Regions from separate parts of the Homo sapiens genome. Here region 2 is linked to region 1. A link is a contact called in ENCODE Hi-C or POLR2A ChIA-PET data. All regions are on one chromosome and are shown on one strand. The core of a region is the stretch at or near the end of the contact, and the rest is flanking DNA. Distances in the headings are between cores, read along the strand shown.

Region 1 (4,208 bases), core at 676-3,175:
AGGATTGGCTGGGAATTTGAGCCAGTATGGTACAGGGGAATGGCCACAGGCTTTGGAGACAGATGTCCCAGGAGTCAAATCCTGCTTTCACCACTGATCAGCTTGGTGATCTCAGATGAGTCACTTCTCTCTGAGCCTTACTTTCCCCTGTAGGTAAAATGGGGATACTGAAACTCATTTCAAAAGGTTATGAAAGGAAAAGCATCTAACTTGGTTCTTGACAATAGTAGGCACTCAGTAAGCAGCAGGCTGCTTTCTGTATTCAGGTTTTGATGTCCTAGCATGCACTCCAGGGATCCCAGTCTCCCAGCTAGACTACTGGTGTGTCCCTACACCCTATTCATCTCATCTCTCCTTCCTTACACCCCAATGCAGGGTCCAGCTGAGAGCTCAGAGACCCCAAACAGCTCCTTCTTTCCCTACCTACCCAGAGCCACTTCACCCTCAAGGGCTGCCCCTGGAAGTGGGAAGGGCCCAGATTTTCCCTATTTTCTCCTCTATTTGGGAGAAAATAAAAAGACAAAATCTGGGCTATTCCCACCTCTACAGCCACAAAGATCATCAGAGGATCCACTGAGAAACGCAGTAGCTCAGTCACCTATTAAGCGAGATGATGGACATGAAACTGTGTGAATGGTGGAGCACTTTGGGAATGTTGCTCATCTAATTATCTCCATAAAGAAAAAGTGGGGAGACCTTGTATTCTTGGCAGTCCCTAAGCCTACCCCAAACTCAGATATCCTTCTAGTTCTTTCCCTTCCTCCCCATACAGGGTGACGGTTTTTGCCAAGGCTACGCCTGTCCCAGGTCTTGTGCTATGGCAAGCTCCGGGTTTATCCCAGGCGCCCGCAGTGCTATGGAAGTCCAGCAGGGGGAGACATTAGCACGTGGGTACGTCCTCTGGGGTCCGACCAGCGAGAGTGGGTCGGACCTGGAAGGTCTGAGCTATGGGATCGAGCCAAGTTATAAGCAAAGAGGCAAGGCGGGGCGGGAAGAATGGGCCAGGGCTGGGAGACAAAGACCCAGATGGCGAGGCCGGGACAGGCTGGAGTCCGGCTTCTCCGGTCCAGGATGCCCGCTTTTGCTTTTTCAAAAGTCTCATGCCCTGTGCTTTTTCCTCTTTGCCCTCGAGGTGTCTTTCTTTATCGACGTGCCCTCTCATCCCCGCTTGCCTATCCCGGGACCTTGCCCGCGCCTTCGGACAGGACAAGACTAAATCTTGGCTCCAGAGGTCCCACAAGGCTCCCCCAGAAAGCTGAGATTCCGAAGGCCTGGTCCCCAGGGGCGATGAACACGCCTTCTCTCCCCACCACACCCCACCCTGCTCCCCGCCCCACCTCTAACCCCAATCAAGTACTGGACCCTCACCAGTTTCCCCCTCCCACTGTTCTCACTTTTATGTTCCTGACTCCGGGTCCAAGTGCAAGCAGACAGTGCATTTTGAGGGCGAGAGGAGGAAAGCCCACTAAAGCCTTACGTGGGACTGGACGAGGAGCAGACAGGCTGTCCTTGACACGGAGGTGGGCACAGAGCAGGACTTCAGGGGTCCTGTGTGTAAAAAGAAAATGGAAATACTTTCCTGGGGTACTTGGGACAGGGTCAGTGGGCTGGGGTGTTGACCAGACGCGTGGAGAGGAGAGCAGGCCGGCAGCTCTTGAGAGTGCCAACTTCCCACGGGTTGAGCTCTCTGGGAACAGGACTGAGAGGGACCCAACCCTAACCGCACGAGCCGCACACTCAGATTGGTGCCATCGGGCGCGCGGCGTCCTTAAGAGCTCCCTGAAACCCCGCCCCCTTCCTGCTCTGGGGGCGTGGTATGGGGCAAGGACCCCGCCACTGAGCTTGCTATTGGCTAAGAGAGCAGGGTTGGCCTTGCGTTCGCCTGAGCAAGGGAGTAGACAGCACAGCGGCAGCGGAGGGAGTCTATGCGAGCTGGACAGCAGTGGGAGGTTTGTGAGGCTCGCACTGGCCGCAGACCCTCGGGCTCGATCGCCCGGGAGCCAGGACTCGGCGACGCGAGGCTGCCGGGCTACCCGGCCGAGGCTTCGGGGGCGCAAACTAATGGGACTGGCTCGCTCGGCAGCATCTCCCCGCTCTTCTAAGTACACTGAGCAGGGCCCGCGCTGAAGTAGAAGCTGTCCGGGGGCGCGTAGCCCGGAGTCCCAGTGTGGCCCGGAGGAACGGAGCCCGTGCCAGGGCGGCCCAGTCGGGAGCCCGGGGACCGAGCTTGTGCTGTGGGGAAACCCCCACTTCTTCCAAGGGACAGCGATCCCGGGACGGTCGAGGCGTCGGGGCGGTCACCGAGACCTCTGCGGGAAGACCCCGTCGGGGAGAGGGCGCGCAGCCCCGAAGCGTCTCGGGAAGTCGAGCGGAATCGGGCGGGATCACCCGGGGGCGCAGAGCCCCCGTCGCGCCTCGTGCGGCAGCGGAGAGCCCAGGAGAACGAGCCCTCGGGGGCCGAAGCCCATGCCCGGGTTGGGGGCGGCTGCCCAGTGAGTCCTCCTGGCCGGCCGGGCGGAGAAGAGCGACACCGAAGCCGGCGGGAGGGGAGCACTTCAAGGCCGGCGGCTGCGGAGGATGGGCGCCTGAGCGGCTCCGAGCGCAGCGCGGCAGAGGAAGGCGAGGCGAGCTTTGGTGAGGAGGCGCCAAGGGATCCCGAAGTGCAGTCTGCCCCCGGGAAGATGGCTCGGCCTGGGCAGCGTTGGCTCGGCAAGTGGCTTGTGGCGATGGTCGTGTGGGCGCTGTGCCGGCTCGCCACACCGCTGGCCAAGAACCTGGAGCCCGTATCCTGGAGCTCCCTCAACCCCAAGTGAGTAACTTATCTCCTCTGGACGCTGGGGTGGGAGGCACTCCTTCAGGGTGAGGCCGCACGCCCCGGAGTGCATGTGGGGAGGTCTTCGGAGGAGGAGCGGCGCCTCATTTTGTCTCCGGCTTTTTCGAGTGTTTTCCTGCGGGCGGGCGGATGGAGCAGGGTGCGGCGGGGTGGGGTAGGGGCACTTGGCTGGGTTGTGACCCCCCGGGCTTCCCACCCCCTGCCTCTGCACGTCTTGGATGAAGTCGAGGTGGTCGCACAGGCGGAGCTGGGGAGTCCGGGCGCCCGAGAGCGCACCGGAGAACTGAGTGGAGGCGAGAACGCAGCTCCCTCCGGGGCCCCTGGGAACGTGGTGATTTTCGCCGAGAGCCGCTCCAGGAGCGAGCTTGACTCGGGCGAGGGACGAGGCCAGAACACGGGTTCCTCGTTTGCGTAGCTGTGGAGGGAACACAGAGCGGGACCCGGCGCTTGGGGTGGGTGGCAGCGCCAACATCCCCACTCGGGCTTCTCCCATTTTCATTTCTCTTTCTTCCCTGTTTTCCTCCCTGGCTTTTTGCTTTGCTGTCTCTTTTTGCCCCCCGCCCCTCCTTTCTCCCTGCCGGAGCGGTAGAAAGGCGGGCGCTGCTCCCAGGCTCACAAAGGCAGCGGGTGGAGAGGGGCGGAGTGGGAGAGTGGTCGTTGGGTAGTGGGGGTTCGAACCAGTGCCCGTCAGGGGTCCAATGGAGCCGGTAACAGAGCTTCAAGGGCCCGCCAGGGCGGAGAGTGGCGGCCGAGCTGTTGAGGGAGGTGGGTGGAGAAGGAGCGATTCCTGCCCAGGCAGGTCCCCTTGGCCCCCGAGTCTGTCCCCCAGATTGGGAAGCTGTGCTTAGTTTTCCCCAAGGGGTTGGGGCGGGGAGTGGGCAGCTATATAAAGGACATCCTTTCTTTTCTTTCTTCTCCTTCCTCTGCACAACTACCCCACCACCACCACACACACAACCCCTCCAAACAACACGCACACCTTTCAGGGCGGTGGCTCAGTGGTTTCTGGGCTTTTAGTGGGAAGTCGCTGGGGCTGTTGTAGTGACCTCTGGACCTTCTCTTTTGGCATCCAGGACTCAGGTTGGAACCAAGGGTCAAAATTGCCCTTCCTCTCAATTTTCTGGAGGTCCCAGCAATGTGCGAACAACCCCACTTAGCAGGAAACTGGGGAGCTTTGACCTGCTCCATCCGTGATCACTGATTCCTGTATCTCAAATTTCTTCCTGTCCACTCTTGCTGCCCCACGCCGCCTCCCCCCCAGCCCCGCCCTGCCCCGGGTAACTTCCCAGGCTCCTGCCTACCTTGGCCTCTTGGGTCCCAGGGACGTTTGATCTCTCAGCCCTGGAGTAGGAGAAGGCAGCTTTAGTTTTCTTCT
Region 2 (4,208 bases), core at 826-3,325, 280 kb after region 1:
GCCTGCACAGCCCCATCCCGTGGCTGTCTGGCCCCTTCCTTCCCCTCAAAAGCGAGAGAGGCTCCTCTGGACTCAGCCAGGCCCTGCTTGCGTGGGTGGGGTTCAACCTGCCATGTGGTCTTCATTTCAGGTCTTCACACACACACACACACACACACACACACACACACACACGTACACACACACGTTCCACCCTGCCTGCACCTGGGGAGACATAAGGTGGGCTGAGCTTGGGACTTAAATCAGCCTCAGCAGGTGAATTGGGGTGGGGGCCTCCTGGAGCTGCCAGCACTGAGATCAAGGGTCCAGCCCAGGCCCAGTGGGTATTTTTCCAGTTGGCTTTGTCCCAGGAGACACCTGCTTGGCATGGTCTAGAAAGATCCTCAAGCCTTTTGACTGCAGATTCTCAGGCCACCAGGACTCCCTCAACAGTGCTCTCCCAAGTGGTCAACCAGCATTTTCTCGAAGAGTTCCAGGGACAGGTTGCTCATCACCTCTCCAGGCAGGCCAACTTGTGGACTTACTTTGTCAAACCTGGCACCTCTGGTCACACCTACAGCCCCACCATGGGCTGACTCTGTCTACCTTGCCTTCTGCCTCTTTAAATGAAATCCTCAGACACTGACCCAGAGAAAAGCATATAAGCCCATGGAAAATCGGGCAGCAGAGGGAGAGGAGCCAGCTGCTTACGTGAGATTCTAGGCTCTGATCACTTCTGTTGCAAGCAGACCCTGGTGGGATCCGAACCCAGTCCTCAGGGAGGAAGGCCAACCATAGGGCAATGAGGAAATGGAAGCCCAGAGAAGGGAGGAAGTTGCCCATGGCACATAGCTCTTTTACAGCCCAGTGGACCATCGTCATTCTGGGTCCATTTCCCAGGCTGGCAGGAACCCTGAACGCCATCCCATTCCACTCCCACCTAATGCCCTGCCAGAGGACTTCTTGCCTACCCCTAGCTTTGGGGTGGGGAGGGGGGGACTTAGTACCTTTCCCTTCTTGGACCACTCTAGTTGTCAGAAAGTGGTTCCCTATTAAAAGTCTGGAGTCACCTCCCTGGAACCCCCCTCCTTGTGCCTGTTCTGCTTTCTATACTCTCATAGATGGGGAGGGTACTTGGCCAGGGGGACGGGGATGGAAAGAGCAGTACATTTGAGAGCCAGCCTCCCTGGCTCATCTTTGGATGGTCCCTTCCCCTCCAGGTTACACCTGATGATTTTTATTCAGCTCTAAGATTTTTTTTGTCAGTGTTCTGCCCTATGACAGCCTTTCAGACTTCTGAGGATGAAGACCACACCTCCCACACTTTCCCACAGTTTTCTCTTTTCCAGGATCAACAACTCCAGATTATTCAACTTATCCTTCTAGGGCATGAGTCCCTGTCTCCTCCCAGCCAGCAAACACCCCTCAGTGAGAGGGGAAGCGGGGGTAATCCAGAGTGACCTATACTCAGAACTGTGTGTTGAGAGGAAGAAGGAGGGAAGGAAACAAATTTGGACTTTTGTCTTCTCTATATTTATGTAGTCTTCTCCTTGACCTTATAGTTGCTCAGTTGCCCTTATTCCTAAAGCCCCAAGAAGCAGGACCTGAAGCAGCCACCTGACACACTCCCGATGCCTTCTCCCCTCCTGTCAGGGCTGAAACTAAGCTCCCCAGGAATCAACCCCCATCTCAGGTCCTAAATCTTGTTCATTACAGTTTCCCTTCCTTCTGGAATCCTGTCTGAAGAAGATCCTCAAAGGCCAGGCCTAGAGATCTCTGACAGAGGCTGGTTTGGGGGAAATGGAATCTGCTTCCATTTAGGAAGTAAGAGCTGGCCACCTTGAGCCCCCTGGCCAGCCGGCCAGCCACTGCTGCAGCAGCATCAGAGGTGGAGCTCAGATTCCAGGCTAAAGCCTGAGGCTCAGCCCAGAACCCCAGGCCCCTGGGACCCTGGCAAGCCCTCCAGGAGATGACAGCATCAGCAGGAGCTTGCAAGTGAATGAAGCAGGCCAACCTCCTCTCCTGCTGCCTCCTCCTACTCTTCAGGCCGCTGAGGAGTTGGAATGTTGCCCTTTCTCCCTGGGGTGGTCACCTGCTTCCTCCCTACCTGAGCACTAGAGCTGCTGAGTAGGTGGAGGAGGGCAGGGGAGGGGCTAGGAACACCAGCTAACCTTGGCTTAGAAGAATGTGTGAAACAAGCAGGCCACAGGGCCCCTTTCCCAGCCAAAGACCCAGTGATAAGGAAAGGGGGAGGGGACAGCTGGAGGCAGCAGCAGGAGGGAGAGGGGAGAGTGTAGGAGAATGTGCTGTGTCAGCCAATTGTGCTCAGGCTCAGCCCTGAACTAACAACTCCCTCCCCTCCCCTCACCCTTTTCCCTCCCTTCCTTCTTTCCTTCCCTCCTTCCTCCCTTCTGTCCTTCCCATTCTATGTCTCCATCAGTCTTTCTGTCTCCATGTCTCTTGGTTTCTTTCTCTCTTTGGTGTCAGCCTCTCTTTCTGCCTGCTTCTGTTTCTCTTTCTGGCCTTTCTGTCTGCCTTCGTCTCTCGTTTTCATCTTTGGACCCACTGTCTGTCTGTCTGTCTCTCTGGCCCTCTCCCTGGCTCCGTCTCCCTCTGTGTGTGTCTCTGGCTTTATTTCTCTGCCTGTCCCTTTCTCTCTCTCTGTTTGCCTTTCTCCAAACCTGTCTTCTTCTCTAGATGGGTCCATTTCTCTGTGTCCCTGAGCATGTCTTTTTCTATCTTCTCTATGTCTTCTCTCTCTCTGCTTCTCTTTCTGTCTCTCTTCCTCTCTGCCCCACTGCCCTCCCCTGCCATCTCTCCCTTTCCCTCCCCTGAATGGCTCCCAAGAGGCTTTCATCAGCTGCGGAAGCACCAAGTGTGAAGCCTGGCCCCGCAGTGGGCTGGCCGGCCGTGCTTTTGAGCAGGACCAGGCCCATGGCTGCTTTTCCCAGCACAGAGAAGGAGCAAAGAGGGGAAGGAGGAGGGCACCAGCCCCTGCACACAGGATCCTGGGGAAGATTGGAGAAGGAAGGAAGCAACCTTTTGTAGCTCCTCTGCTGAGCAACCCTTTTTACCATGTGATGGAAAGACTCTTTTATCCTCATTTTTCAGATGAGGACACTTAGTCTCAGAGAAGGAAGTGACTTGTCCAAGGTCACACAGTGAGTCCGTGGCAGAGCTGCTAGGATTTGAACCCAGGACTTTCTGCCATCATTTCCCCCTGGGAGAGGGCTTGCTCTTTGGCTTCTCTTAGGCCATGCTCTCTAAGTCCATGCTGGCCTCTGCCTGACAGCTCTCTCTAGGATCCTGGTCTTTGGGCTTTCTTAGTAAGAGACCCAGTTGAAAACCTCCTGGGAAGCAGGGCTGGTGAGGTCCAATGCATCACAATGATGCCACCCAAAGCTGACCCCCAGGAGAGAAACCCCCAGGGCCTCTTGGGAGACATGGCTGAGAATATGGCATCTGATGGGGTGACATAGACAGTCTGAGCTGAAGGAACCCTGGGAGCCACACAGTCCAGCCTCTCTCACTGCACAAATGGGGAGGTTGAGGCCCATGCATAGGGAGTGAGTCCAGATCACCTCAAGACACAGCTCTTAGGGGAGCAGGACAACATTTGAAGAAGAAAATTGTCAGGGACTAGTTTGTTTTGTATAAAGAACATGAAAAGTCTATGTAAGTAAATCCACCTCGCTCACTGCCACTAAGCCATTCATTTTCCATCTCTGGACAAGGCACTTGGAGAAAAGCCTGGGGCTAGTCCCTGTGCCCAGGTCCTTCTCATCTCTGGGGATGACTGAGGGTAGGGTCAGACTGTCTTCTAGGTTTCATGGTCTGCGGCCCTGGGCTTGCCTGCTCCTTTCCCCGCCAGGGGCGGTGTGGGGGCAATACCAGCCCAAGTGGGCAGTGCAGCTGGTGGGAAAGAGCATTTGCTACCAAGACATGAAGGGGCAGTTCGGAGGGGGGGGGGGGGCGCGGCAGGGATTATGGGGCAAAAATGATCAAAAAAGAGACAGAGAGAGACAGAGACAGAGAAGAGGAGGCAGAAGGTGTGAGAAGGCTGGGCCTGGGGCCTGGAGGGAGTTATCAAAGGACAGCGACTGCCTTGGCAGGTCATAGCAGCACCAGTTTCACTCAAGTAGGGCTTGCTGTTTACACACGTGATCTAATTTTGCTTCTCACCACAGGCCTGTGACATTGGTGAGGCTGAGATTACTGTTGCCCATTTG

What was found. A loop is a pair of places that touch in the nucleus more often than their neighbours do. ChIA-PET counts read pairs that join two places held with the same protein, here RNA polymerase II (POLR2A). Pooled maps may share reads with other maps.
Region 2: a map of PC-9 shows a loop between it and region 1 (8-fold over the local background). The contact joins the enhancer-like site here to the promoter of EFNB1 in region 1. A Hi-C loop is called at or near these places in 3 of 168 maps with a recorded cell type or tissue (PC-9 and naive thymus-derived CD4-positive, alpha-beta T cell), 1 of 37 single-sample maps with no recorded cell type and 18 of 50 pooled maps. POLR2A ChIA-PET finds 5 or more read pairs at or near these places in 14 of 52 experiments (A549, AG04449, AG04450 and 11 more).

What each region holds. Positions count from the first base shown.
Region 1 is chrX:68,827,096-68,831,303 of GRCh38, forward strand. It overlaps EFNB1 (ephrin B1), which reads left to right and starts at 1,926. Exons shown (of 5, transcript NM_004429.5): 1 at 1,926-2,809. The coding sequence starts at 2,682.
Region 2 is chrX:69,105,356-69,109,563 of GRCh38, forward strand. No RefSeq gene overlaps it. Among named protein-coding and RNA genes, the nearest start is that of PJA1, 58 kb to the right of the region's middle. RefSeq lists an enhancer at 1-583. Within about 2 kb of position 2,076, at least 5 of the 41 ENCODE cell types and tissues checked have a DNase peak (open chromatin) inside an H3K27ac peak, as active enhancers do.